Regions from separate parts of the Homo sapiens genome. Here all the other regions are linked to region 2. The links are chromatin loops, found by intact Hi-C in ENCODE. Cell type or tissue: gastrocnemius medialis. All regions are shown on one strand. Links, peaks and the distances in the headings refer to the core of each region. The heading gives the core; the rest is flanking DNA.

Region 1 (5,940 bases), core at 383-5,382, 130 kb before region 2:
ACAGCCACAGTGAAGAACAGTGGAGAACAATCTGCAGTTTCAACACTCCTGCTAAATGGCTGTTGTTGGTTTCTGGAACTGTACAGAGTAGTGCCCCATGTCAGGGGCCTACAGGCTGAGAACTGAAGACTGGTACCAACTGTAAAGGAAGGGAATGAAAATGCCCATTGATTACTCTTGCTCTGAATGTAATGGCTCTTTAAGACTTTGATGTTTCCTTCAACCTGTGTTCCCAGGGAAGAGGGAAGGTGAGCTGTTTTGCAATAATTCCTCCAAGTCTTCAGACTCTGGCAATAAAGAAACATGTTCAGAAACAAAGACCACACCTTCCCCATGGCAGCTCAGAGAAAGACGAACCCGGCTGCCTGCATCATTCTCTTAAGGGCACAGCTGCAGGATAGCTTCAGCTGCACTGGTCTGGAAACTCTCAAAAGTGGGTCAAGACTCTCAGACTGGTTTTAGCGTAGTTGTATATTCCTGACCCATTTCTGCAGGGAAAGGGAAGGACATGAAGACTGCAGTTGCAGGCTTTGGACATATGAAAAAACCAACAGATGGCGGCACTGCCAAATTACAGGCAGAATGCATGGGGTGGCTTGGCCTTCCCCACCACCTGCTTCCTCTTCTTTGACACCTTTCCTCCAGGATCAAAGATATGTATTTGTGCCAGGAGAAAAACTGCAGTAGAGCTTGGCTTAGTTGTCAGTGGGGCAACACTCAGAAGACTAATTGCCGTGACGGTAGCAAGTGAGCCCCAGAAAAATCTGGGATGTAAAACCATCTGAGACCATTCAGTTGAAGCTATCTTTAAGAGCTGTCAGACTTTATGGTTAGTCCTCCACTCCTAGCAGAGAAAAGAACCTTCGAGCTTGCTATTTCCTCTCTCTAGTCTTACTGTCTTTGTATTCCCAATGTCTAGCAAAGTGGCTGGCATATGACGGATACTTAGATAATGTTTGCCAAACCAATCCAGAAGGAGACATTTAGGGAAAGCTTCAAGGCCATTTGGAAAAATGGCCTTTCTGTTTGGTAGGTAGTGACCTGGAAAAAAGAGGAGCTGCTAAATAAAACCTTGGATCCACCCAGAACCCTATTTTGGGGATGGTCTCTTTTGGAGGCTTTAGATGATGCTGAATGTTCTGGGGTTAGAGTCTGGGAGGACTTCATGTTGAGGTAGGAAAATTCTATAGCTAAATCTGGAGAGACAGAGGCAAGAAGCTCCTTCTAAAATCAGAGTAGGAAAAAATATAATCTGGGGACACAGGGATGTTTTTACTGAAAACTCAAATGGTCAATAGTGAGGCCCCGGTCCAGTAATGCTGGCAGTCAGACTTAAGGTCTAGGGCAATAAGAATCTAGCCTTAAAAAATAGAATCAGGCCGGGCACGGTGGCTCACACCTGTAATCCCAGCACTTTGGGAGGCCGAGGTGGGTGGATCACCTGAGATCGGGAGCTCGAGACCAGACTGACCAACATGGAGAAACTCGGTCTCTACTGAAAATACAAAATTAGCCAGACGTGGTGGCACATGCCTGTAATCCCAGCTACTCGGGAGGCTGAGGCAGGAGAATCGCTTAAGCCTGGGAGGCAGAGGTTGTGGTGAGTCGAGATCACGCCACTGCACTCCAGCCTGGGTGACAGAGCGAGACTGCGTCTCAAAAGGAAAAAAAATTAAAAATAATAAAATAATAGTAATAATAATGGAATCAAGTCAAGCAACCTGATGGAGAAAAAGCCTGTGAAGGCTTCCAAGCATTACCCTGAAAGAACACATTGACCCATCTGATCAATAGGTGCTACAGAAACTCTAGATGCAGATGTCGTGTTTTTCATTTTGACTAACTTGTTTTAAACTTGTCCTCAGCGTTTCTTTCACCCCTTATTTGCAACTACCTTAAGGGTGCCAAGCTGAGCCTCCACCCCAGAATTTCTCTAGGTAATTTAAAGCTGACAACTTTCCCAAGAAGAGCAGCTTTTCTGCCTGGACATTCCTACCAGAACTCATTTCCAGGTAGCATGACAGTCCTGAGTCTAGACTTGTCTGAGAGAGACAGCCTGGGCCAGCCCTACCAGGCCTGCCTTGCCCAACCTCCATACCTCCTCCTGCAGCAAACGCATCTCCTGAAAAATAGCCAGAAGCTTCCTGCAGAGCCAAAGACTTGGGGGGAATTTCACTGTGAGGTTACACTCTTCAGTTTCCTCGGGAGGAATGCAGCCTGTTCGGAAGGTGTTCATCCTACCGGTTTCAGCAGAGCACCTGGTAATGCTGACATACATGTGTGTTTAGAAGGAGCCTTTTCTTTCCCATCATTCTCTCCACCCCCTCCTGCACTTCGCTTCTGCCCTACATATACATAGACTTAATCTAACATCGCAACTGCCACAGGGGAAAGCGAATGTGCAGAGAGACTGTTCTAGATAAAGTTGTTCCTTTTAGTTTCAGCAAAGCTGCCCTCAAGCAGAATTCTGACTGCTGTGCTGATTCAAGGTCTCTTCCTTCAGTTGCCAACTCAGATGCAAGATCTGGACTTTCTTGCTTGGATGTACAGCCCACAGGGAGCTGAAGGACTCTCAAATATGTCTCCCTCATGGCAGGCAAGCTGGCACTGTGGAGGCCACAATTTTTTCCCTTCAAATTGCTACGGCATCTGAAATTCTCGTTAATCTTCCAGCGCTTTGAAAAGGTAATCTCCTGGGAGGATTAGGATAGCAACCGATAGTGCATACCTTAAGTGTATCAATTAATCAGAACCGTCTTCATAGCACTCAGCTAAGATTCCAGATTCCTGGAGCAAGAAGTGCTGCTGGAAGACATTAGTTACCCCAGGAGGCCACAGAGAGGAGCTAGTCCGAGGGAGAATTGCCCAGATGACAACGACAAGCCTCACTTTTCCCAGGCACGGCAGTAAATATTAAGCTTCTATCTCCCTAGCCTTGGATTATGTATTTCCTAGGCTTGTCCTCACCTTTCACTCCCTGCCCTGCTAAAAGGCTCTTTGGAAAGAATGCCCCAGAAGCAGCACTTCAAATGCGGTTTGCAGCCTTGTGATGGTCCTGGAAAGTCCTTATAGTGGTCTTGTGGACAATTCAAATGACATGGGTGTGGTTCCTCGGTATAATCCTCCGCCCTGTGCTCCAAATGATGCTGGACAGTTAAATCCGAGGTGCTCACTTATGAGGGAGAGATTGCAGTGTCCTAGAAGCATCATCATCATTACTATTGTAGAACACGTCCCTAGAATTCATGAATTCAGCCTTTGACATTCATTCATTCAGTGAGGTTTTATCAAGTATTTTTTCTATGCATTGTGTTAGGACAGGAGACAATAAAAAAAAAACAGTGCCCCTGTCTTAAAAGAGTTTGTGTGTCAGCAATGGGTTGGGGAAAAGGGTGCATGTGTAAAGTCATAACTACTGATGCCATGGGACAATTCTCTTAATACTTATAGGAATATAGAGGTGCTGTGGGCACCCATCCCATGGCTCTAGGGGCCAAGGACATCTTCCCAGAGCAGCTGACTTTGAACAGAGTTTTGGAGGAATGGTAATTTACCATGCAGATGAGAAAGAAGACTATTCTCGGGAGGCAACATGCCTCCTACTGTTCAGGACATGGAGCATGGACTTGCTGAACTTTACTCCTTCCTTCATTAAAAAACTAGATTTTTGCTTGGTGCAGTGGCTTGTGCCTGTAATCTCAGCACTTTGGGAGGCTGAGTAGAGCCTGGACAACATTGCAAGACCCTATCTCTACAAAAAAATAAAAAAAATTAGCCAGGCATGGTGGCTCACACCTGTAGTTCTAGCTACTCAGGAGGCTGAGGTGGGAGGATCGCTTGAGCCCAGGAGTTTGAGGCTGCAGTGAGCCATGATTGTGCCATTGCACTCCAGCGTGGGTGATAGAATGAAACCTTGTCTCTAAAAAAAAAAAAAAAAAAAAAAAAAAAAAAAAAAAAAGCAACAACAACTAGATTTTTGAAGGAAGAGGAGAGTGAGTTTTTCAGTCCAGAGTATATGAAGGAGAATAGGGAGAACTTAGGTTGGAGTTAGACCTTTCTACCCTTCGGCTAATCTACCGTCTGTCTCCTATCAATTCTACTCTCTAAATGCAATGGCTGGCTGGGCACAGTGGCTCATGCCTGTAATCCCAGCACTTTGGGAGGCCGAGGCAGGCAGATCACCTGAGGTCAGGAGTTTGAGACCAGCCTGGCCAACATGGTGAAACCCCATCTCTACTAAAAATACAAAAATTAGCTGGGCATGGTGGTGCATGCCTGTAATCTTAGCTATTCAGGAGGCTGAGACAGGAGAATCACTTGAACTTGGGAGGTGGAGGTTGCAGTGAGCCGAGATCACGCCACTGTACTCCAGCCTGGGTGATAGAATGACATTCTGTCTCAAAAAAAAAAATAAATAAAAATTAAAAATAAATAAATAAATAAATGCAGTGACTTAGGGACACAGCTAATTTGTCCTCTGCTGTCAGTCCACATTGCCAGCTCATTCAGACCCTCATCATCTCTTCACCTCCTCTCTCAACTGCTCCTCCTGTTTCTGGCTTCTTCCCCTTCCGATTCATTTCGACACCACCATTAGGGTTCTTTTCCCGTTACAAGTTTTACTTTATCATTTTTCTGCATAGCATATCTCAGTGCTTACAATCATTTCAGGATAATCCCCAACCCTTAGAATGGCTTCTACTATCAGGCCCTGTGTGACCCAGCCCTTACCTACCTCCATAGCTCTGATTCCACGGCTCCTACCTTGCACCTTGCTTTAGATAAACTAAACTACAAACACGCTGTGTTGTTCATGCCTTCAGGTCTTTGTCCATGCTATTCCCTCTCTCTGGAAAATGCTTCTGCATCCTGTCCTCTCAACAAACTTCCATTCATCCTTTAAATGTGGATTCAAATGCCACCTCCCTCAACCTTCCCATACAGACTTAATCACTGCTATTACTTATTTATGTTGATAGTGTTACTCATCACGCTGCTGTTGGAATGAGCTCTTCACAGCATGCTCCTCTGCCACATGCTGAGCAGCTTCAGAAGCAAGTTGATTCATTTTCACAGCTCCAGTCCTTAGCACAAGGCTTGGCTCATTATGGTGCGAAATGGAACAGACCACTGAGTCAGGCTAGGCCAGCATACAGGGGTTCTCAGTGACAATCACCTGGGGAGCTATAAAGTACCCCAGACCACCAATACTGGGGCTGAGTATTTTTTTGTTTTGTTTTGTTTTTATGAAAGCTCTCTAGGAATTTATAATGTGAAGCCAAGGTTGAAATCTACTGGGGATACAAAGTGAAAGGATTTGAGAATCAGAAGACCTGAATTCTGAACACTGCTCTGGATTTATTTCACTATCTTAGGCAAGTCAGTTATTTCTCTGGCCTCATTTTCTCAACTGTAAATTGGGAGTTCTGAACTAGAAGATTGCTAAGGCCCTGTATTAGTTCGTCCTCATGCTGCTAATAAAGACATACCTGAGACTGAGTAATTTATAAAGGAAAGAGGTTTAATTGACTCATAGTTCCACAGGGCTAGGGAGGGCTCAGGAAACTTACAATCATGGTGCAAGGGGAGGCAAACACGTCTTTCTTCACATGTAGGCAGCAAGGAGAAGTGCCGAGCAAAAGGGCACTTATAAAAGCCCCTTATAAAATCATCAGACCTTGTGAGAACTCACTCACTATTAGGAGAACAGCATGAGGGTAACTGCCCCCATGATTAAATTACCTCCCACTGGGTCTCTCCCATGACACCTGGGGATTATGGAAACTACAATTCAAGATGAGATTTGGGTGGGGAGACAGCCAAACCATATCAGGCCAATTTCATATCATTGACACTTCTCCAAATGTCATTAAGCATTGCTAGGTCAGAGTGAGATAGCAGGTGCCTGGCCATTGAGGCTTGGCTCTACTCTTTACCTCT
Region 2 (5,940 bases), core at 290-5,289:
GGAGACCACGTCTCTATAAGAAAAAGAACCCCACATGGGATTTAAGGACTGCTTTGTAACTACTTGTTTGTTACACAGTGTTTTTTTTGTCTTTCCGGGTTTAGCTTCCCCATCTGTAAAATAAAGAATGGGTGATTTTTTGGTTTCTTTTATTTCTTAATTGTGTTGTATTTTACATTTATCCTTGACTTTAACAGGATTCTCAAAGTTGGATTGGTGGAAACAATGAACCATTGACAGGCTTTACATGGCGAGGTGGCTGTGAAAGAGAAACAACAGGCATACAAGTTTGGAATGAAGTATTTGTGATTGACAGACCTAATGGAACTAAAGTAAAATTCTGTTTATACTTTTCTACCCTGTATTCTTTCTTGGGCTATTTTCCAGTATTAAAAATCAAAACAACACAGAACTATTAATGTTTGATAACTTTAACATACGGATTATTATGTCAAATGTATGAGATATAAGTACTTTTCTTGATTTAATTACTGCTTTTCAAATTTATCATTTGATTTTTTTTATAGTCATTTTTGGCAACTGTTTTACTAAATATTTTAAACTCTCAAATTCCTAGGTTGCTGTGCTGCTTATGGATACCCAGGGTGCCTTTGATAGCCAGTCAACTATCAAAGACTGTGCAACGGTGTTTGCTCTGAGCACTATGACTAGCTCTGTCCAGGTGAGACACAAGATTAAGTGGTGCGATCAGTTCACGTAATCATTTGGCCCCTTTTTTTTTTCTTTTTTGAGACAGAGTTTCACTCTTGTTGCCCAGGCTGGAGTACAGTGGCGTGATCTCGGCTCACTGCAACCTCTGCCTCCTGGGTTCATTCTCCTAACCCGAGTAGCTGAGATTACAGGCCCCCGCCACCATGCCCAGCTAATTTTTTTGTATTTTTAGTAGAGACGGGTTTCACCACGTTGGGCAGGCTGGTCTCGAACTCCTGACCTCAGGTGACCCGCCCACCTCGGCCTCCCCAAGTGCTGGGATTACAGGCGTGAGCCACTGAGCCTGGCATTTGCCCCTCTTGAAAATGCCTTTTTAATTTTTTTTGAGATGGATTCTCACTATGTTGCCCAGGTTGGAGTGCAGTGGCTATTCATGGGTGTGATCATGCACACTCTAGCTTTTGGGCTGAAGTGATCCTCCTGCCTCAGCCTCCTGAGTAGCTGGGACTGTCAGCATATGCCACCTTGTGCTGGCAAAATGCCTTTTGATTGAAGGGAAAAAAAAGGAAGCTATTTACATTTCTTGAGAGCTATTTACATTTCTTATTGGTTATTTACATTTCCATGCATGGTTTTCTGGCTTATGATGTGAAATTTTGTACTTTGGATAGTTACAAAGGATGCAATAAACCAACAACCAGTCTCTTTAGTTTTTCATTATGGAATACATACTTTTTTTTTTAAAGGAAAAGATATCACATGTTATCTGTAATTGAAATCAGATAGATGGCTACCAGACACAGTAATATGGAGAGTATATTTTTGTTTTTTTGGCTAAAACAAACAAAAAACCCAGGTAATTAAGCTTAGAAGTCTAGTTTTTTATTCTGTATCTATGACAAGTGGTACTCAGTTATTTGAACTAAAGGAGATAAAAGCAGAGTAATTACTTAATGTTTAATTTAGGAAACCCAGACAAGGCTTATGTAATAATAAACTGAGGATTTTTAGCACCTTCATTTAGGAAGGGATAAAATCCCTTCTCTTTTTCACTTATATTCAAATTGTGTTTGGTGTTCTATCCGGTTCTAGTTTCTTCAGGCTAGGCCATTTCTTTTCTGTATAATTTAGATGGATTGGACTGAATTAAACTACCACATGTCATTTGGTGTTTCTTTACTTTTTCTTTTCTGAGATCATCTGTGGCTGATACATCTCTGAAAAATGAATTATTGAAGTATGGCGGTTAGGCCCAGCTGGTGATGGTGTATCAAGAAGTATATTTGCAAATATTTTTTTAAAATGGGTATGTGATCCTCCCAAGATAAGAAATTGTTCTTATCAATGGTAGATCATAGGTGATGCTGTCACAGTGTCTTGGATTTTTTTATGCTTTCCAGTAATGTCTGGAACATATGACTCGTCTCTCTAAGCTCCCATTTTCCTCCTTCCTCAGTTTGAAGTACCTAGCCATCAGAGTGGAAAGAAGGTTGGCTGTTAACCTGAGCTAAAAGAAGAATACTCTTCAGCTTGGCTTCAGTTTATTATAGGGTTGGGATATTTGTCATTACCCACTAAGTGACGCTGGTGGGGACCCTCTAAGTCTCTTTTTTTCTCTGATCTTGCAAGATGGCACAGCTGTGATTCCCTTGAAGCAAGCAGAAGCCCCTCAGGTTAGCTGGCTCTAGAGGGAGTTCTCGAGTTCTCTGTCCTAAAACTTATCCCTTAGTCTTTTTTTGTTTATTTATTCAACTTTTTGATAGTAAGAGACCTGGTTTTAGACAGCCACTTAAAGCTGTGCAGCCACTTTGTTGTCTGTAAAATGAGTTTTACTCATCTTGCCTATCTTGGATGTGGTTGTTGTGTGCAGTCAGAAATGAGAGCTAAATGAGATAATGCATATGAAAGTGCTTTGTAAAGTATAAATAACCAAGAAGATTAAGATTATGATTATTTTCTTCCTTGCCTTTGGGTGGGGGGGGTAGTTTTCTTTCCTTATGTAAGATATCTGGCTGATAGATAAATGATAATTTGATCTTCTTGTCATTTATTCCTTCAACAAATACATACTGAGCACCTGTTACATACAAGACAGTATGCTAAGTACTAATGATCTAAGTTAAATAAATCTCTTTCTCTGTTTGCTGTTTGCAACCTGGCCCTGACAATGAAAGGATCCAGACCTATTTTCTAAAAGCAGAGGCCCACATAGGTTGGTCATGGTGTCAGGGTTTATGTTAAAATCTAAAGTTTAATCACCTCAGTCATCAATTACTTTTTAAATCCTTGTTTGGAATTAGTAGCTAAGAATATCATTTTAGGTTTGCTGGCCTAAATTGACTATATTCTTGACCTCCAAGTGGTTTAGCCAGAGTATCACTTATTTGCTCCTAGAACAGATTGTTCTCTCTTCGGAGTCACCCTGGTTCCTAAGATGTAAGTTATTTCTTAGCAGAGGTGATATTTGTTGATGGCCACTTTTCTCCTGTGGCAGTGTAGATTACTGTCTAAAGATCTGTCTTAGAATTAATGGATGAAAATCCCCGTTTCCTGAGGATACTTAGACCCTCCTTTATCAACTCTAGTCTCCTCCAAAAAATTCTGGAAAGGGCAAGAGTGCCACCTACTGTTACTTTTATTAGCTTCCACAGGCCAGTAAAATTGTCATGTTGAGTGTAAGTGAAAACTGATGAGTAAGTAAACTGAGGAGTGTGAGTAAAAAGAGAACCACACTAGAGTCAGTAGTAGTGGAGGTACCCCTGAGTAACTGTATACTCTGATTGTACCAGGGAAGAATTTATCTTTGTAAACTGTTGCCCCTTATATTCACTAATTTAGAAAAATGATGGTGGAAATAACCTACACTCTTTAAAAAATGATCGTATCTTAACATTAAAGAGCTTAGAGAAGGAGTACAAGAAACCTACTAGATACCACACTTGTTCTTCTACCACTTTTAGGCCATGAGTATACATATATTCATGCTTTTTGCATATTTTACCACCACTGCTTCTTCCTTAATATTCTATCTTGACTATTGTTAGGAAAAAAGAGAAAATCCTTTTCACATGTCAGTTGTCAAGATAGTAGTTAAATGATTCCTTTGCGCTGAGATACAAAATAACCTTTTTTCCACAAGTAAAGTTATACAGAAGCTGGGTATTCAGAACAAAACACTAATAAAAAACAAAATAAATTTTGTTTCAACAGGTATATAATCTGTCTCAGAATATTCAAGAAGATGATCTTCAACATTTGCAAGTACGTATTTCTTTTTTTAATTTTTATTTTTTGAGATGGAGTTTCGCTCTTGTTCCCCAGACTAGAGTACGGTGGCACAATCTTGGTTCACTGCAACCTCCCCCTCCCAAGTTCAAGGGATTCTCCTGCCTCAGCCTCCCAAGTAGCTGGCATTACAGGCATGTGCCACCATGCCTGGCTAATTTTGTATTTTTAGTGGAGATGAAGTTTCACCATGTTGGTCAGGCTGGTCTTGAACTTCTAACCTTGGGTGATCCGCCCGCCTCGGCCTCCCAAAGTGCTGGGATTACCCGGCGTGAGCCGCTGCGCCCGTCTGCGAGCACATATTTCTTAAAGAAAATGTGCCAACTATTGAAATTTAATTCTCACTTTATTATGAATTTACACTTGGAAGCCTATAATACTGGTAACACGATTGAATGTTATATGGGTTTAAACTGGTGTATGACTTCTTAACTGGAAGAAATTTTGTACATACCTAGTGTGTTAGAAAATTAAATGTTTGGCTTTGAAATGATTTTAAAGGTTCTGGTACCTGGAGCTTTGGTGTGGAACAGGTTTACACATGTCTTCTTTCAATCTCTTTAGAGGCATTATTTTAACTAACTCTATTTAATAGTTATTTACAGAGTATGGAAGACTTGCGATGGAAGAAATCTACCAGAAACCATTTCAGGTAAAAAAGTTATTCTAACATTTTAAAGATTAGCCTATGAGAAGTTGTGAAGCCACCTCAGTTTGTAATTTTGGAGACACCAGGATATTACAATAGACTCATTGCTAGCAACAGATTCAGTGCAATCGAAACTAACCTTTGGTAGTATCATCAGCATACTTATCAGTAGGCGAACAGGATAAATAGAATAAATGAATCTAGGCTAATTCTTAATGCTTTCACTTAGATTAAGGGGAGTAATGTTTCTCTTAACAGATGTTATTCTAAACTTAAGACAATAGGAAATATATGACAGTCATGCCATTTTTTTTTTATACGTGGTAACTACAGAATGTTACAGGTTTCTTTTTTGTGGTTTACTACAAGTTGAAATTAGTTCTGTTACTCTTTATTTTGGTTTCATATAGAAAAGTTCCAGATAGTTTATTTTTTGAAGCAAGTGTAATTTGTAAGTTGCCATTAATACTGTTTGGTGAGCTGCAGTTACAGTAGGAGAGCATGACTCTACCATGTTTGCTCCTAAGTGTGTGAAGCCTTTCCGGTATGACAGCATTGCTACTGATTGTTAATCTTAATGGGTTTACATTGATTCTGCCTCACTCTTGTCTGGCTAGTATGGTCACTTTTATTAAGTAGTTGAGCAGATGATGCCTTCGTTTTTGGATATATAGGTGAAATATACCCTATTTGGCCTATATCAGTTTTTTCTGAACTGGGATCATTTTGCCACCCAAGGGGACATTTGCTAATGTCTGGAGACATTTTTGGTTGTCACAGTTTTGTGGGAGAGCTTAGTGCCTCTTGGTATCTAGCATATAGAGGCCAGAAATATGGTTCAACGTTCTACAATACACAGGACAGCCACACACAACTAAGAATTAACTGACCCAAAATGTCAGCAGTGCTGACCCAAAATGTCAGCATTTGAGAAATCTAACCCTATATGAGTAAAAACATCCTCTGTGAGTGAAAATGTCCTTATTGACCCCAGATCTATAATCAGTCTAGATAGCCATCTAGAATTAGTTGGTCTTGTAGTTACACAACCATGATTTAAAATTATGATCCGTGTGTCCTGATACACCCATTTTTCATTTTTAAAGTCCTGTATTACTGCTTGTGGTGACTCTTTCTTTATATTTAGTGAAGTTCTTCAGTGGCAGCGATTGCTTGGTATAGGGCCTGAGAATGTTGTTTAAGTGGGTCCTTGATATAACCATGACCAGTACTGACCATTTAGTTACTATAACTTTTGATAAGGATTGTTTAGGAGAGTAAGAGAGGCTTCAATTGTTAAGAGTTGTGATTTTTTCGTAAATTTTCTTTATTGT
Region 3 (5,940 bases), core at 584-5,583, 220 kb before region 2:
ACCTGCTGCTGGAGAAGCCCTGGGAGGGAGTGGCCTCCCATGACACTCAGGCACGTAACCCCCCTGAAGGGGGTGCGGTTTGTGCTTGGGGCTCTGCCAGAGTACAAAATGGCATCATGTTCCCTAGACTCCCAAAGTCCCCTCAGTGTCCTAGTTCTTCAGGAAGGGGCAATGCCTTTCATCCCCCTCACCTGTCACACTTTAATGGGTGGTTACAAAATTGGAGCTGCTTGGGCTCCTCATGCATGTCAGCTCCTCTAGGCTGGTCCCATCTCTCCAGAAGTGCCTGGGTCCCTTCACGCAAGCTCAGCCTCTAGGGGGCATGTCCACGTACATTAGTGCTAATTGTGTGGTAGAGGCAGAAATTCAGTGAAGGGAAAGACGGGGCTTTTTTAGAAGACTTGGGGTTTACACAGGACCATGGGGAGGTATGGAGATGGGGTACATCAAATGTGGAAACCTTAACACCAGCAACATCAAGAAGGGGGAAGGCAACAGTAAAAACATGGAAGGCCAGGTGCGGTGGCTCACACCTGTAATCCCAGCACTTTGGGAGGTCGAGGCGGGTGGATCATGAGGTCAAGAGATCGAGACCATCCTGGCCAAAATGGTGAAACCCCGCCTCTACTAAAAATACAAAAATTAGCTGGGCATGGTAGCGTGCACCTGTAGTCCCAGCTACTCAGGAGGCTGAGGCAGGAGAATCGCTTGAACCCGGGGGGTGGAGGTTGCAGTGAGCTGAGATCGTGCCACTGCACTCCAGCCTGGGCAATAGAGTGAGACTCTGTCTCAAAACCCCCCCAAAAATCATACAGTTGAATAAGAACAACTATTTCCCTGGTTTCTGTCTTTCTCCTGTCTCAAAGGCCTCTTAATGTATTATTAGGCAGGGATGTGTGTGTATTAGTATCTTAAGTAAATAATTTAACATGTTAACAACATTCCTTGAGGAAATAAATGTGCTTAAATTTTTAGTATGCATGGGACTTGGCACTGGTGTAAAGACACTTTGAGTAGACAGTGGTTCACCTGCAGTATTGGCCATATATCCTAGAGCCTTCAAGTGTCTGGAGAAGTGATTTCCTTCTTAAAATGGATAGATCCTCCTCTGAGTGCAGGAATCTGACTAATTACAAGAATCTCCTTCCCTGGAGTGATCATTCAACCTGGGATGTGTCACTGCAGATAAAAGAACACCCCGTAGATTCTCACTAGAAGAGAACCAGTGGCTGAGCGTAATGTTCCCTTCCTCAGGGAGAACATATTTCTTCAGAAGGGGAAATGCTTTTCAGGCAAATAAATCACTGCTCCAAATTTTTCATAACTGATTCAATATACAGTTCCAACTTCTGTGTCAAATGCTGGTTTGGAAAAGATTTCCAGTGTCATGGGAAATCTATGGACTGAAGAATATAACATTGTGCATGAAGGAAGTATCAAACATTGAGCTTTAAAAAATACTTCATAATCGTCAAGTATTTACAAATGAAATTATAGGTAATCTCAGATTTGCTTTAACATAGCCTAGCTGAGTGGAAGAGGGGTCCTGGGGTATAGATAAAACGGAATTGACAATGTGTTAATTATTGAAACTGCGTGATGTGCCCATGTGGGTTTATTATACTGTTTTCTCAACTTTTGTAAATGTTTGAAAATTTCCATATAAAAAGTTAACAGGCCGGGAGCGGTGGCTAACGCCTGTAATCCCAGCACTTTGGCAGGCTGAGGCAGGTGGATCATCTGAGGTCTGGAGTTCAAGACCAGCCTGGCCAACATAGTGAAACCCTGTCTCTACTAAAAATACAAAAAATTAGCTGGGCATGGTGGCAGGCACCTGTAATCCCAGCCACTCGGGAGGCTGAGGCAGGAGAATCGCTTGAACCCGGGAGACTGCAGCCTCGGCAACAAGAGTGAAACTCCATCTCAAAAAAAAAAGGCCGGGTGCTGTGGCTCACACCTGTAATCCCAGCACTTTGAGTGGCCTAGGCGGGTGGATCACAAGGTCAGGAGTTCAAGACCGGCCTGGCCAACGCGGTGAAACCCCATCTCTACTAAAAATACAGAAATTAGCTGGGCATGGTGGCGGGCGCCTGTAATCCCAGCTAGTTGGAAGGCTGAGGCAGGAGAATTGCTTGAAACCAGAACACGGAGTTTGCAGTGAGCCGAGATCATGCCACTGTCCTCCAGCCCGGGGGAAAGAGAGATACTCCATCTCAAAAATAAATTAAAAAAAAAAAAAAAGGTTAAACCCCAATAGTGTCTTTCTTTTGAGTGAAAATGTTTTTAAAAATTAATAATTCATAGAACTTGCATAACGAATAAATATATAAATGCATAAAATATAGCTAACACTGGTGCTTACTATGTACTAGGCATATATGTTATATATGTACATAATTTTGTATATTATACATGCATATGATTATATGCATACATACATTTATATGCACTTACATTAAATATGTAAAACACACACGTATAAATATATATGGTGTATCAACTCATTTAATTCCTGTCAACAATTCATGACGTGAGTTCTAAGTAAATTATTTGCATGTGCAGATGAGGTAATGGGGTTATATACGGGGTTAAATAACGCACCCAAGGTCATTAAACAGGATTTGAACTCAGCAATTTTGGCTCCAGAACTCATGCTCCCCGCTGCCTGTATCCATGCGGGTCTGTATTGTCGCCAACAACTTTCCCCACCACAGTTTAACTTTTTTTTTTTTTTTTTTTTTTTTTGAGACGGAGTCTTGCTCTGTTGCCCAGGCCGGAGTGGAGCGGTGTGATCTCGGCTCACTGCAACCTCCGCTCCCAGGTTCAAGCGATTCTCCTGCCTCGGCCTCTTGAGTAGCTGGGATTACAGGTGCACGCCACCAAGCCCGGCTAATTTTTGTATTTTTTGTAGAGACGGGGTTTCAGACGCGCCCAGCCCACAGTTTAATTTTTATTTTTGAATTGATTTGGGAGTGGGGGGTGGGGTGGAAACTTTTTTTTTTTTAACTGTCCGGCAATTTTGCTGAAGCTACCTGTCCAGGTTGGCCCCGGGGCGTGCCTCTTGGCACCGAACTGGGGCGCCTGAGCCTCGGCAGTGCGGGCGGTGGGTCGGCTCGGGTGACCGGTTACCCCCGGTCTTGGGTCCTTTGCACCGCGGCGATCCGACCGCCTCAGAGCGGCGCGCAGGTAGCCGTGTGGCGCCACCTGGTGGCCGGAGCCCCAGACTCGATCCACAGCAGCGCGCGCCCGGGCCTTCGCGGTGGGAACGCAACCCTGGCTAACAGAACTGCGACCGCTCCGCGCACTCCCGGGGCGTGGTTGAGGACAAAGCCAAAGCCCAGGGTGGCGGGGAGGAGGTGGGCGGCCACAACCCCAAGGGAGATGGGCCTTGGACCTTAGCCTGGAGGATCTTCTCCGCTAAGGAGGGAGACCCAGGAGGCTCGCTCGCGGTCCGCGCAGCCCAGGCCTGCCACCCTGACCGCGCCTCCTCGGAGCCCGCAGCTCCACCTTTGATCAAGTGGGAATTAACTTGAGAAAGGGGTGCTGCCTAAGGACTTTTAAAACGAACTCTTTAACATTTCCAAGTACTTACCCTTCATGTATGTGTGTACATAATCTATGTCTATTTCTTTATATCATCACTTATTTCCAGAAAGGGTATGAAAGCTGGAATGACGTCATATAATGCCATTTTTTTTTCCCTCACGACAGCCCTCTTACGCTTGTGAAGAACGCATGTGCTGACCCCCAGAGCCTGGTCCTGCCGAGCTGCTCCCTGGTGCTGGGGAAAGGTGGCACAACTGTAGAGACAGAAGAGTATTTTGGGGGCCTGGCAGGGGGCAGAGTGTTCACGGTGGTCCAGAAGGTGCAGCCGCATCAGGGCAGGAGGCTGGGAACCGCTTTCTCTCGCCCATAAACCTGCCAAGGAGATCTGGAAGGCCTGCGGAACGTCCTACCTGTACCAGGTGGGCCGGCGGGACTGCATTTGCTACCGGACCAAGAAGGCAAATCTCCCTGGTAGGTGCTCCCTTTCCTAGTGTCTGCACAGCTGCAAGCTAAGGAAGCTCTTCGCTGGGTCCTGCAGCATACAGGCCGCGGGTGAGGTGCAGTCGCCTCCTGTCACAGGCAGCAGGGCTTCCGTGCCACAGAGGGAGGGCAGCCCCTCCAAGGCAGGGCCTCACCCCTCATCCAGACCTGTCTGAACATTCTGCAACGAACGCCCAAGTCCATGGATGCTTCCCTGGCCAAGGCCTGGACCGGCCTCTCTTGGACTTTATGAGTACTGTGTTATTGTGCGTATGGGCACGCCTCCCCATAAAGGGTGAGGTCATCCACTGAGGAAGAAGAACATTTCTCAAAATTGCGCCTGAGATCTGAGCAGGGAAACTTGAGCAGGACTGAATCTCTAGGCAGCTACTACAGTGTTTCCCTCTGTGGGCATTTGATAGATATTTGGTGCTTGCTTCTCTTCTGCTCCCACATAAAACCTCAAGATTCCATCCTCCAAGGAGTCGGTTCCGCCTGTCACTTCACTCCAAGCTCAGCTTCAGAGATAAGGCTTCAGAAGAGAAATGCGTCTTCCCACATATGGCTCTGTTTTGAACTTAAAAACAGATTTGATGTGAGTACCTGCATACCATGGTGATAGGTGCCATAGAAATCAGAGGAAAGGCCGGGCACAGTGGCTCATGCCTGTAATCCCAGCACTTTGGGAAGCCGAGGTGGGCGGATCAGTTGAGACCAGCAGTTCAAGACCAGCCTGGTCAACCTGGTGAAACCCTGTCTCTACTAAAAATACAAAAACTAGCCGGGCATGGTGGCAGGCGTCTGTAATCCCAGCTACTCGGGAGGCTGAGGCAGGAGAATTGCTTGAATTCGGGAGGCGGAGGTTGCAGTGAGCCAATATCACACCACTGCACTCCAGCCTAGGTGACAGAGTGAGACTTCGTCTAAAAAAAACAAAAGAAAAAAAAAGAGGTAAAGCAGGGAGGTGGGACAGAGGAATGGTGGACCTAGAACATCAGGGGTTGGTTTGGAAGCAGCGTTTTGGTGACACTGATGCTTATTTTAAGCTGGCAGTGTTATTGATCATGTCCTCCCTGCACAGCCAGCCTCCCCCCTGGGAACACAAATGCTTTCTGCTTCCCTATGCACTATACTCTGGGGTCTTGAGAGGAGTGGAAACTGCATTCATCATGTAAGATACACATCAATGTCACTACTTTATTGTTGTTGCTGTTGTTGTTGAGACAGAGTCTCACTCTGTCACCCAGGAGTGCAGGAGTGCAGTGTTGTGATCTTGGCTCACTACAACCTCCACCTCCTGGGCTCAAACAATCCTCAAGCCTCGACCTCCCAAGTAGCTGGGACTACAGGCACGCAGCACCATGCCTGGTTAATTTTTGTGCTTTTAGTAGAGATGGGGTTTCACCATGTTGGCCAGGCTGGTCTCTAATTCTTGGTCTTAAGCGATCCACTGGCCTCAGCCTTCTAAAGTGCTGGGATTACAGGCATGAGTCACCACGCCCGGCTGACACTTTTCAACGTATTCATGCACATTACCTCCCTCATTTAATCCTATGCTAGGGCAGCTAGTATCACCCCTGCATTTCTGATGAATTTGAGGTTCAGAGACTGACTTGTCCAAAATCACAGAGCACGTGAGTGGCCACAGCTAACCTGAAGCCCCCTGTTCCCCTGACTCGGCTTCCTCATGTTGTGTAGCCGTGGAATTTTCAGGGTGCTGGACAGGCCTTCAGTGTATTTTGGGCAGTGTCATTCAGGATAGAAGGAGCTGTGTGGAGTGATTCAAATGCTCAGAGAAGCTGGTGCTTCTGCATGAAGACTGCAAGAAAATGGGATTGGCTGCAGAAGAATTTTGCTAATTTTATGTCTTGAGATACACGGACTCTACTTTCAAGATTGGCAGTCATTCCAAAC
Region 4 (5,940 bases), core at 642-5,641, 410 kb before region 2:
ATTCCAAGGGACAATGGAAAATATATACTCATAAATATATAGTAACATATACATAAAAGCCAGAGTTGTTCTAGCTGAATCAAGTACAGGTTCTGAGCAGCGCAGGTGGAAAACCCCAGGATAAGATGATGGCAGAGGTCCACTTCCTCTTAAAATTATGGCCCACCCAGGAGTAGTAACAGCCAGGTGCTAGAACCTTGTACCAAGTACAGAGAATACCAGTTTCCTCTGTAGCAGGCCAAATCACTCCAGCCATTTTTTCTTGAAGAGGAAAAGAAAAGGGCTCTGTTTCAGAGGCTTAAACAATGTTACGGTTGAGTTTTTGTTTTGTTTTGTTTTGTTTTGTTTTTTGAGATGGAGTCTTGCTCTGTCACCCAGGCTGGAGCGCAGTGGCGCGATCTCAGCTCAGTGCAACCTCCGCCTCCTGGGTTCAAGTGATTCTTCTGTCTCAGCCTCATGAGTAGCTGGGATTACAGGTGCACACCACCATGCTTTTGTATTTTTAGTAGAGACGGGGTTTCACCATGTTGGCCAGGCTGGTCGTGAACTCCTGACAGGTGATCTGCCCACCTCGGCCTCCCAAAGTGCTAGTATTATAGGCGTGAGCCACTGCACCCAGCCAAAAAAAAAGTTTTTTTTTTTTGAGACAGAGTTTTGCTCGTCGCCCAGGCTGGAGTGCAATGGCACAATCTCAGCTCACTGCCACCTCTGCCTCCCAGGTTCAAGTGATTCTCCCACCTCAGCCTCCCAAGTAGCTGGGATTACAGGCACACACCACCACGCCCAGCTAATTTTTGTATTTTTAGTAGAGATGGGGTTTCACCATGTTGGCCAGGCTAGTCTCCAACTCCTGACCTCAGGTGGTCCACCTGCCTTGGCCTCCCAAAGTGCTGGGATTACAGGTGTGAGCCACCACTCCTGGCCTAAAAAGTTTTCTTATAGTCCCAGAGCTGTCTCATATATTTTAAAGGTAAATGCAAATGTTAGGAGGTTAACATACTCTTTTAGGGTGATAATTATTTTTCCCTTTCATGTGGTCAAATGGCAATTTTAGGAACTTGGCTTCCACTGTAATCAGGGGAGAGAAGTAGCATGCAAAGTAGGGCTGAAATCTTAGGAGGCTAAGAAAAAGCAGGAACTTGTACCTTACCATTAAAATAATTTAAAAAGTAAAAGAAGAACCAATTGCCAGTCATTTAAAACATTTGGTTCTGCTTTTGTGGGTTCCTAAATGCTGAGAGAACACACAAATCTATCTGAGTAAAAGAGGACATTTCATTTATTTTTCCTTTTTCTTTTTTTTTTTTTTTTGAGACGTAGTCTCCCTCTGTTGCCTGGGCTGGAGTGCAATGGCCAGTCTAGGCTCACTGCAACCTCTGCCTCCTGGTTCAAGTGATTCTCCTGCCTCAGCCTCCCGAGGAGCTGGGACTACAGGCACGCACCATCATGCCCAGCTAATTTTTGTATTTTTAGTAGAGACGGGGTTTCACCATATTGGCCAGAGTGGTCTCGAACTCCTGACCTCGTGAACCACCTGCCTTGGCCTCCCAAAGGGCTGGGATTACAGGCGTGAACCACTGCACCCGGCCCCATTTCTTTTCTTAAACTCAGAACTGCTGTTCAGAAATGTAGTCTTCCTAGTGCCTGAAGACTGGAGTTCTGAGTTCACATACAGCCTCAGGATGCCTAGGTACGAAGCACTCAAGTGAGACACTGAGGTCCAGGCGATACCATCCTGGTGTGTGGGTGTCCACTGTTTAACCGAGAGAATCTGGGAAGTGCACAAAGGATTCCTTGCTCTTTTTTTTTTTTTTTTTCTTGAGACGGAGTCTCACTCTGTCGCCCAAGCTGGAGTGCAGTGGCTCAACCTTGGCTCACTGCAATCTCTGCCTCCTGGGTTCAAGTGATTCTCCCGCCTCAGCCTCCCAAACAGATGGGATTACAGGGGCACACCACCATGCCCAGCCAATTTTTGTATTTTTTGTAGAGACGGGGTTTCAACATGTTGGCCAGGCTGGTCTCAAACTTCTGACCTCAAGTGACCCACCCACCTTGGCCTCCCAAAGTGCTGGGATTACAGGTGTGATCTGGCCAAATTTTTAAATAGGGAATATTTGCACATGCAACCAATTTTTTTTTAAGACAGAGTTTTGCTCTTGTTGCCCAGGCTGGAGTGCAGTGGCGTGATCTCGGCTCACCACAACCTTGGCCTCCCAGGTTCAAGCGATTCTTCTGCCTCAGCCTCCCAAGTAGCTGGGATTACAGGTGCCTGCCACCACACCCAGCTAATTGTTGTATTTTTAGTAGAGATGGGCTTTCACCGTTTTGGCCAAGCTGGTCTCAGGTGATCTGCCCATCTCGGCCTCCCAAAGTGCTGGGATTATAGGCAGGAGCCACTGAGCCCGGCCGAGACTACTTCGGCTTGCATTTGTCTGGTTTACTTTTGCATTCTTATTCTGAGTCACTTGGTTTGTATACAGCATTGTGTTGGGATTAAATGTGAGAGACTTGGCCAGGCGGGGTGGCTCATGCCTGTAATCCCAGCACGTTGGCAGGCCGAGGCGGGCGGATCACGAGGTCAGGAGATCGAGACCATCCCGGCTAAAACGGTGAAAACCCGTCTCTACTAAAAATACAAAAAATTAGCCGGGCGTAGTGGCGGGCGCCTGTAGTCCCAGCTACTTGGGAGGCTGAGGCAGGAGAATGGCGTGAACCCGGGAGGCGGAGCTTGCAGTGAGCCGAGATCCCGCCACTGCACTCCAGCCTGGGCGACAGAGCGAGACTCCGTCTCAAAAAAAAAAAAAATAAAAAAAAAAAAATAAAGGCACTTTTGTTTCCCAGTAGATGGTGCTAGAGACACAATAGAAAGAGGTTGCTTTACATCCTCTAAACCCTGATCAGTTCTGGCAGAATTCATAGTTGAACTTTTTGGATCTTGAAAGCCAAAGGCCAAATCCTAGATAGCAGTGTGACCCACTTGGGTATGCTTTTGTCCTGCAATGTTTACATGATATACTACCTCCCAGACTTGCATGGTGGCTCATGCCTGTAATCCCAGAGGTTTGGGAGGCTGAGGTGGGCGGATCACTTGAGGTCAGGAGTTTGAGACCAGCCTGGGCAACATGGCGAAACCCCGTCTCTACTAAAAATACAAAAATTAGCCAGGCGTGGTGGCGCATACCTGTAATATCAGCTACTCAGTAGACTGAGGCACAAGAATCGCTTGAACCCGGGAGATGGAGGTTGTGGTGAGCCAAGATTTCACCACTGCACTCCAGACAGAGTGAGACTCTGTCTCAAAAAAACAAAACAAAACAAAACAAAAAAAAGAAAAGAAATGAAAAGAAAAAGGCAACAATAATTCTTCTTTTTCTTTTTTAAAGACAGGGTCCTGCTATGCTCAAGTGATCCTCCTGCCTCAGCCTCCTGAGTAGCTAGGACTACAGGTGTATGCCCAATTATATATATACGTGTGTGTGTGTGTGTATGTGTGTGTTTAAGAGCGAGGGTCTCGTTCTGTTACCCAGGCTGTAGTGCAGTGGCATGATCACAGCTCAATGCAGCCTCGACCTGCCAGGCTCAGGTAATCCTCCTGTCTCAGCTTCCTGAGTAGCTGGGACCCCAGGCATGTACCAGCACCCCTGGCTAATTTTTAAATTATTTGAAGAGATGGGGGTCTCACTTTGTTGCGCAGGCTGGTTTCAAACTCCTGGGCTCAAGCAATCCTCCTGCCTCAGCCTCCCAAAGTACTGGGTTTACAAGCATGAGCCACCATGCTCAGCAATTCTTCATGAAACAATTAGACTTGGAAAAAAAAGCAGGTATTCTCATGGGCTCAGGAAGATTTTAGTCTTACCAACCTATATTCTGAGTGGTAACTTATGCTTTCTTCTATAACTTTAAATGGTGTTACAATATTTAATTCTTCCTTAAAGCCACAGTCAACTCAAAATCTAACCCTTATGACAGTCCTAGTGTGATCGACTCAGGTCAATCAAAATTGCTTATAATTATCTCCCTTAAAGTATAACTACAGGTAGAAGGCTTGAAGAAACAAAGAAAGCTACAAAATTTTTGTGAAGGAAAGACAGAGGGCATACATCAGGTCTCTTTCCTGTTACCAAGCAATCTACAAATCAGTGTTTGCTTCAGCTCTTCCCTCTGTAAAACGAAGCTGTTATTAGCTGCCACATTACATGGAAATATTTGATAAATGGTATGCTTGAACACCTTCAGGAGTCTGGCATAAATAAATATATATAACAGGGCCAAATTTCAGGCTACCATATAGAACACAGAGCAGAGGGCACAGAGGGTAAGACTTTAAGCATGACAAAGAAGCCCTGACTTAAAATTAGAAAACTGGGACAATTCTAAAATGATGAAATTTTTGGTAAATGAGAAGAAAAAAACAGTGAAGGCTCCAATCTATCTTGTCCATCCTCATGCACTGACACACTTGGTCATGTGCTTAATGATCAAGTATATGGAAAATGTGGAATTTGTCCCCCAGATTCGCCATGTCTCTGGGCCCTTTCTCATAACTAGAATGAATGTTCCTTCTGGGTCCCCTATGCCCACCACAGTCTGGCAAAGTCCAATTGATCGTTCAAGAATATTCTCTAACATAATTTCTTCTTGTGAAATATTCTAACCTCTATAGCCAGGACCAATCTTTTTTTTCTTTGTTCTCATTATACTTAGAATAGACTTTTCTCAAAACGTTCATCATATTATGACATAATTACAGGATTTGTCAAAGTCAAATAAAATATAGAGATGAATCTCTCAATGTTTTATTTGAGAATCACAGAATTGGCCAGGCATGGTGGCTCATGTCTGTAATCCCAGCACTTTGGGAGGCCGAGATGGACAGATCACTTGAGGCCAGGAGTTCAAGACCAGTCTGGCCAACATGGTGAAACCCTGTCTTTACTAAAAATACAAAAATTAGCTGGGCATGGTGGTGTGTGCCTGTAGTCCCAGCTACTCTGGAGGCTGAGGCAGAAGAATTGCTTGAACCAGGAGGTGGAGCTTGCAGTGAGCTGAGATTGTGCCACTGCACTCCAGCCTGGGCAACATAGTGAGACTGAGTCTCAAAAAAAGAGAGAATCACAGAATTGCAATTCAGAGTGCACACACAGCCTAGGTGGTCCTCAGCATGTCTGGAAAACAAAGAGAAGGTTGGGAGTTTTATTAGATATACATATTTTTTGTTTTTGCTTTTTTTTTTGTTTGTTTTTTTGAGTCAGTGTCTTGCTCTCTCACCCAGGCTGGAGTGCAGTGGTTTGATCATAGCTTACTGCAGCCTCAAACTCCTGGGCTCAAGGGATTCTCCTGCCTCAGCCTCCCGAGTAGCTGTGACTACTGCAGTACATCACCACACCAGCTATAATTTTTAAATTTTTTTGTAGAGATGAGGTCTCACTATGTTGCCCAGGGTGGTCTTGAACTCCTGGCTTCAAGTGATCCTCCTGCCTCAGCTTCCCAAAGTGCTACGATTACAGGCGTGAGTTGCTGCACCTGGCCGGGAGTTTTATTAGAAAGAGAAATGTTACATACTGTTCTGAAAGAACGCTCATTGGCACTAAAGAAACTTCTGGGAGCTGGCAGGCTCTGACTCGTGAGTGACAGCAGCAGGTGAAACTAGTGTTAGAGTCACAGCAGGTCATTTTAGCGATTACTAGGGTGAAACTGGTCTCAGGGTTATAGCAGGCTGTTTCAGCTTTGCAGAAAAATCAATTCTTGGAGCAGGTGCTATGTACCCTAACTGCTCTTTTCCCCCGGCCTCTCAACTCTGAGTTAGTTGGGTATGACAATGACCCAGTTTGTATAACCAACTTTCACATATATCAAGTGATGTGTCTATAAGGAAAGTGAGGTCCTAAAGGGCAAGAATTGTGCCCTATTTATCTCTGTACCCTCTGGGCATGAAGCAGA
Region 5 (5,940 bases), core at 408-5,407, 150 kb before region 2:
ACCAAGGGCCCTGCCAAGCAGCAGAAGTAGGAGGAATTGAGGAGCTTCTTCCGGAATGAAATCAGTTGCACTTTTTTATTTTTTATTTTTTGAGACAGGGTATTTCTCTGTTCTCCAGGCTGGAGTGCAGTGGTTGATCTCGGCTCACTGGTGACCAACCTTTGGCTCCTGGCTCAAGTGGTCTTCCTGCCTCAGCCTCCTGAGGAGTTGGTATTACAGGCACGTACCACCATGCCTGGCTGATTTTTGTATTTTTAGTAGAGATGGGGTTTCACCATGTTGTCCAGGCTGATCTTGAACTCCTGAACTCAAGTAATCAGCCCACCTCGGCCTCCCAAAGTGCTGGGATTTTAGGCGTGAGCTACCGGGCCCGGCCCAATTGCTCCTTTGAAAGGAAGTCCTGCTATGAAAAAAAGTAGCAGTTGAACTAAATGGTGAATTGAATGATGTAGCTGCTTTACATCCTGGCTCAAGCTCCTGACCTTGTTGTAAAACAATAAAAGTTTGGGCACCAGCAGTGAGTCTGCCAGCTACACTGTGAGTAGCTGTGCCCGAGGGGAATTCTTGCACATACTCTATGGGAGATGTGTACAAGAATGTGCATAGTAGCATTGTCTATAATAGCTAAAAAAGGAAACAACCCAGATATTCATAAGTAACAGAATAACGAAGAAATTTTGGCATAATGAAATCCCATATAGCAAAGAAACCAAATAAACTACAGCTACACTCATCAACATGAACAAATTTCAAAAATACTGTTGAGCAAAGACAGCATGTTAAGAAGGTTACAATTAGCATGGCTTTGTCACATGAAATTCACAAAAGGCACCACTAAGCAGTATATTGGTTAGGGATCCACAACAAATGGATTAAAACTATAAAGGAAAGCCAGGGAATGAGTAACACCTGTGTCAGGTCAGTGGCTTGCCCCAGGGTTTGGGAAGGGAGAGCAAGACAATTGGGAAGGGTGGGCATGGAGTGAGCTTCATGGTATTGGCAATGTTCAATTCCTTAAGCTGGGTGGTGTGGATATGTGTATCTGGTTTTTATTATTATTCTTTAAGCTGGACATATACGTTATGCACATTCTTTTGTAATATGATCTATTTCACAATGAAAAAAAATTGTAAAGCAGATATAGCCAAAACCAAAGCTCCTCCACACCCCAATAAAAGGTAGAGTTTGATGTGGTTGAAGAGTCTGAGCCTCAATGGAATGAGGACTTTTCCAGATGTGGTGCTGTACTGGCTGGAATAGCATCCGGGAGAAAGGAGGATGGCAAAGCAACCCACACTGCCCCCTGGCCAGGGCATCGGCAGCTGGACTGAGGGGTGCCCTGGTATCCCCGGGACCTCCTTTTCCTATGGCTCTGGGACCGCTGTGTGCCCACTCTATGCCCCTTTCTTCCTGCACCACAATCCTCAGGGGTTGGCTGGCTTTTCGGAGTCGCCACCAGGTACTTTATTTCTCACAGCTTTCCCACGGCTGCCTGCTGAGTAGGAGGCAATTATCCTAACTTCTCATGTTTTTGACCCTCAAAGCAAGTGCCCCAGCCCATTTGGAGTTAAAAATGTGAAAGCATTTTGGACCACATCCAAAATCTGGTCACTCACCATGTGATTACCTTTTTAGGGAAGGTTTATCATTTGCCTGCTGAAGTTTACTTTAATTTCTGAATGTTTTGCAAACACATTCTTTGTTGACAGCCCTAGCTGGAAATGTTTCAGCTCACCGTGTTCTGGGTAAAAAACATTGTCAAGTCTTTTTTTAACCCCTCACGTTAGATGGTTTTTCTTGGCCTGCATTTCAGTGTCCATTAACCTTAGTGTCGTAACATCTTGGAGTTAGAAGCAACCTTGGAAGCCACCCATCCAACTTCCCACCCAGTGGGAGAATTGTTCTGAAGCTTGCCTGATCACCAGCCTCAGATAGCTTGCTTTTTAAGGGCATTGCTGTACAGACACAGAGTACCATAGTTTACCAATTCCCCATAACATTTTGCATACATTTTCATGAATCTTGCAGAATCAGAAAGCAGTGTGAGCAATTCCAAGTTTGCTAATTAAATTAAAATGAGCACAGACTCTTACAAAACAGGTTTTAGAGTTTCAGGAGGCCTTACATGGTCAAAGACATTTTTCACCTACTTAAAATAATCCTATCCTGGTTAGCAGGGACAGAGAGATGAGGGAGTTGGACACATCACATGCTTGGAAGGAGAAGCAGAGAAGGATTGCTTGGCAGTCCTGTGTGTACATTTTCTTCTGTCCCTTTGTTCTTACTTTCTTGCCTCCTTAAAAGAACAGAGATGGCCAGGTGCGGTGGCTCACACCTGTAATCCCAGCATTTTGGGAGGCCGAGGTGGGCGGATCACGAGGCCAGGAGTTCGAGGCCAGCCTGACCAACATGGTGAAACTCCGTCTCTACTAAAAATACAAAAATTAGCCAGGCGTGGTGGTGGGCGCCTGTAATCCCAGCTACTCAGGAGACTGAGGCAGGAGAATCACTTGAACCTGGGAGGTGGAGGTTGCAGTGAGCTGAGATCGCACCACTGCACTCCAGCCTGGGCAACAGAGTGAGACTTGGTCTCAAAAACAAACAAACAAACAAACAACAAACAAAAACAAAACAAAACAAAAAAAGAACAAATGGTATATAAATGAAGAATATAGACATTGCCCTGCTGAAGGGCGCTGGACTGGCCTGTCATCCTCCCACTGCCACCGCCTGTCTTTCCACCTAATGGTAACTGGATGCCTTGTCCCATTAGTTTGGGCCTACCCCAGTTTCTGAGCCCACCGAGAGATAGTGCAATGTGTGTTAATAGTTGCCCCTTCCACCTGTCTCCCTAACTTTTGTTCTGCTCCAGTAGAGGGAGCCAAGCGGTGATACCAGCTGCTATGGTGGTTAAGTGAGCTTGAGCCTTGAGCCACGCTGGGACCTTGGTGGCACAGGCCCCTCAGAGTAAGGGGAGGAAGCTGGCCTGGGAAAGACTGAAGTTAACCCATCAGAACAACAGGGTTGTTCTGTGCCTAACCCCTCTCTCATGCAAGCTGAGGAGAGTTTCTGGGCTAAAGAAGGTAGCTGAAGATTTTTTTTTTTTTAAGTTAGGGGTAGGAAGCTCAAGCAGGGGTGAGGAGAGAACAATGCAAGGTGCTGACCCAGCCTGGACACACAGGTGCAAGGTCCAGGGGGCATGTGAAGTTCAGGTAAGCTTAAGTAATGGTTGTGAGAAGGCCTAGTTGGTGGCACAGGGCCTGGTGGACCCTTCACAGCATGATACCCCAGTCAGAGCCTATGCAGAGAGACAGGCAAGAAGTGGCAGGATGTCGGGGCCACAAGCAGAAGCTCAGGGCAGGCCAGCATGCCCTGCAGGCCACCAGGGGCAGGAGCCTCCTTCAAGGTTCTGATCCTGCTGTGTGGTCCCTCCCCAGACACCCAGATCTCCCGCAGCACGCTGAGCACCTAGAGACTGGTCCAGGACTGATGCACTCACAGATCTGCCTGGGTCCCGTCTGATGACTCGAAGGGGCCAAGGAGACTGGGACTGACTGCCTGAACTGCCGGGCCCCAAGTTCCGTCAATTCAAATCAACAAATACTGGACTGTGTATCTCTGGGTGAGGGAGTTGGGGTAGGATAAAGATAAGGGGCTGGGTGGCCAACTAAGAGGGAGATTAGGAAATGCTGATAATGTCATATCATATGAATTATACAGCAGATTACACAGCCAGAGGACACTGCTTCGTTAGTCCATACAGGCATCTATTTACATGGGGCATTTACATGGGAGAAGGAGAGGGGGAAGACAACATAGGAAGAGAGGAAGCGGGGGAAGAATTTTGCATAGAAAAAATGCAGTGCCAATCCCTGACCTTGTCTTCCAGTCCAGTGGCAGGTGGCAGCAGGGAAGGACTAAAGGAGCCATTTCCGCAGGGCGTCAGGGAGACAGAGGCCACAGCTATCTGCTTAGGTTCCAAAGTAACTTCAGGGATACTGAGTGGAGGAGAGGGTCATTGTCCTCACCCCGCTGTGCAGCAAAGCATCTCTGTGAGTGTGAGGGCAGCAGAGGTGTAACTCCATGTTGGCACCTACACCACTGGTGTAGTGGAAGCAGCACCCTTGGCGTGCACACAGGTGTATCCCCAGAGGGCAGCCTGAGAGCGCAGCGCAGAGCATCCGCAGGACTTGAGTGGGATCGGAGGTCAGGAACCAGTGACGTTCTGGACACACCCATTATTTTCAACTGGTTGGTACCAGGTTGGGCCAGTAGGACCTGCAAATACTCCAGTTGTGGAAGTTAACAGAGTGTCCTCTCTAGGCGCTTTAATTGCCACCTTCATAACAGCCTTGAAAAATTCCACCCGCCCCCCAACCTTTTAAATTTCTTTTCTTTTCTTTTTTGTCTTTTGAAACGGAGTCTCACTCTGTTGCCCAGGCTGAAGTGCAGTGGTGCAATCTCAGCTCACTGCAGCCTCCACTTCCCGGGTCCAAGCGATTCACCTGTCTCAGCCTCCCAAGTAGCTGGGACTACAGGCACGTGCCACCATGCCTGGCTAATTTTTATATTTTTAGTAGAGACGGAGTTTCACCATGTTGTCCGGGCTGGTCTCGAACTCCTGGCCTTAAGTGATCCGCCCATCCCGGCCTCCCAAAGTGCTAGGATTACAGGCATGAACCACCGCACCCGGTCCCTACCTTTTAAATGTCATAGAACTTTTCTGAATCTGCAATTACCTTGTTTTTTTTCCTTTGGTCCAAGGGTCAGCCAATTTTAAAAATTTTTTTTTCTGTAAAGAGCCAGATAGTAAGTACTTTTGGCCTTGGGGGCCATATGGTCTCTGTTACAACTGCTCAGCTCTGCCACTGTGGTCTGGAAGCAGCCATTGACAATGCATAGACTAACGAATGTGACTGTATTCAAATAACAGATGATTTATGGACTCTGACACTGGAATTTTATATACATTTTCACAAATTACAAAACATTCTTTTTGATTTTTTTCACAAATCCAAAAATATGAAAAACATTTTTAACTTGTTGGGTGCAGAGACAGTCCCTGGCCGTAGTTTACCAATCCCTGAGGGTCAGGAAGGGCTCATAGTTGTGTTGCTAGTGCCTAGCACAATGTCCGACATACAGTAGGTGCTCAGCAGATATTTGTTGGAGGTGTGAACTGCACTTTACATACAAGGAGACCACAGCTCAGGAGGTTAATCAGCTCTCTGAAATGTGGAGTTAGAACTCACACTTTCATGGTTTGCAATACTTTGGAAAGTGAAGTGGTTGGCAGCTCTTCCAGCTGCGAGTCCTCCACTCCTTCTACCAAATCACAGCTTTGGCCTTCCCAGAAAAAAATATTGTCATATGGAATTTCACAGAATTGGGGGCCGGGCGTGGTGACTCATGCCTGTAATCCCAGCACTTTGGGAGGCCGAGGCAGGTGAATCTCTTGAGGTCAGGAGTTCGAGACCAGCCTGGCCAACATGGTGAAATCCCGTCTCTACTAAAAATACAAAATTTAGCCAGGCGTGGGGGTGTGCACCTGTAATCCCAGGTACTTGGGAGGCTGAGGCAGGAGAATTGCTTGAACCCATGAGGCGGAGGTTGGAGTAAGCTGAGATCACGCCACTGCACTCCAGCCTGGGCAACAGAGCCAGACTCCGTCTCAAAAAAAAAAAAAAAAAAAAAAAAGAATTGGGGATTGAGAACTGCTTTTGAGCAATAAATCAACCAGTGAGGTAGACTCTTGTGGTATCACCTTTCAACATGGTCAAGCTATGGAAACGTGATTTTAATTTCTCAGGTTTTTTGTTTGTTTGTTTTTGTTTTTGTTTTTAATCTGCCAGATGGAGACCATGCCATTGCTAGTCTACCTTGAAAGACAGATGTGAAGAATGAAGTCAGGGGCTTTGCAGGTATTAAAAAGTTTCCATG

Evidence for each region. A loop is a pair of places that touch in the nucleus more often than their neighbours do. Peaks named below come from ENCODE experiments on the same cell type or tissue, not always from the same donor. Only the 100,000 strongest peaks of a DNase experiment are listed, where the experiment ranks them.
Region 1: a loop joins it to region 2, with 2.8 times the contacts of the local background. A loop is called at or near these places in 16 of 110 quality-filtered maps.
Region 3: a loop joins it to region 2, with 10 times the contacts of the local background. A loop is called at or near these places in 20 of 110 quality-filtered maps.
Region 4: a loop joins it to region 2, with 2.9 times the contacts of the local background. A loop is called at or near these places in 55 of 110 quality-filtered maps.
Region 5: a loop joins it to region 2, with 4 times the contacts of the local background. A loop is called at or near these places in 48 of 110 quality-filtered maps.

The regions. Positions count from the first base shown.
Region 1 is chr2:38,443,550-38,449,489 of GRCh38, reverse strand. No RefSeq gene overlaps it. Among named protein-coding and RNA genes, the nearest start is that of LINC01883, 15 kb to the right of the region's middle. In gastrocnemius medialis, for the core only: a CTCF peak has its summit at 2,833; no DNase peak of the experiment used is centred there.
Region 2 is chr2:38,313,277-38,319,216 of GRCh38, reverse strand. It overlaps ATL2 (atlastin GTPase 2), which reads left to right. Exons shown (of 13, transcript NM_001135673.4): 3 at 198-332; 4 at 578-682; 5 at 3,883-3,933; 6 at 4,553-4,609. Among named protein-coding and RNA genes, the nearest start is that of ATL2, 61 kb to the left of the region's middle. In gastrocnemius medialis, for the core only: a CTCF peak has its summit at 3,297 (motif pointing left); no DNase peak of the experiment used is centred there; H3K27ac peaks cover 212 bases.
Region 3 is chr2:38,533,531-38,539,470 of GRCh38, reverse strand. No RefSeq gene overlaps it. Among named protein-coding and RNA genes, the nearest start is that of LINC02613, 21 kb to the right of the region's middle. RefSeq lists a silencer at 3,255-3,314 and enhancers at 2,898-3,508, 5,750-5,879. In gastrocnemius medialis, for the core only: a CTCF peak has its summit at 3,206 (motif pointing left); DNase peaks (open chromatin) are centred at 3,190 and 4,135; H3K4me3 peaks cover 864 bases.
Region 4 is chr2:38,723,096-38,729,035 of GRCh38, reverse strand. The region is part of intron 4 of GALM (galactose mutarotase); the gene reads right to left. The region is part of intron 1 of LOC124905993 (a long non-coding RNA gene); the gene reads left to right. Among named protein-coding and RNA genes, the nearest start is that of SRSF7, 25 kb to the left of the region's middle. RefSeq lists an enhancer at 5,913-5,940. In gastrocnemius medialis, for the core only: a CTCF peak has its summit at 2,861 (motif pointing right); a DNase peak (open chromatin) is centred at 5,605; H3K27ac peaks cover 1,417 bases.
Region 5 is chr2:38,462,884-38,468,823 of GRCh38, reverse strand. The region is part of intron 4 of LINC02613 (long intergenic non-protein coding RNA 2613); the gene reads left to right. Among named protein-coding and RNA genes, the nearest start is that of LINC01883, 35 kb to the right of the region's middle. In gastrocnemius medialis, for the core only: a CTCF peak has its summit at 2,865 (motif pointing right); a DNase peak (open chromatin) is centred at 2,886.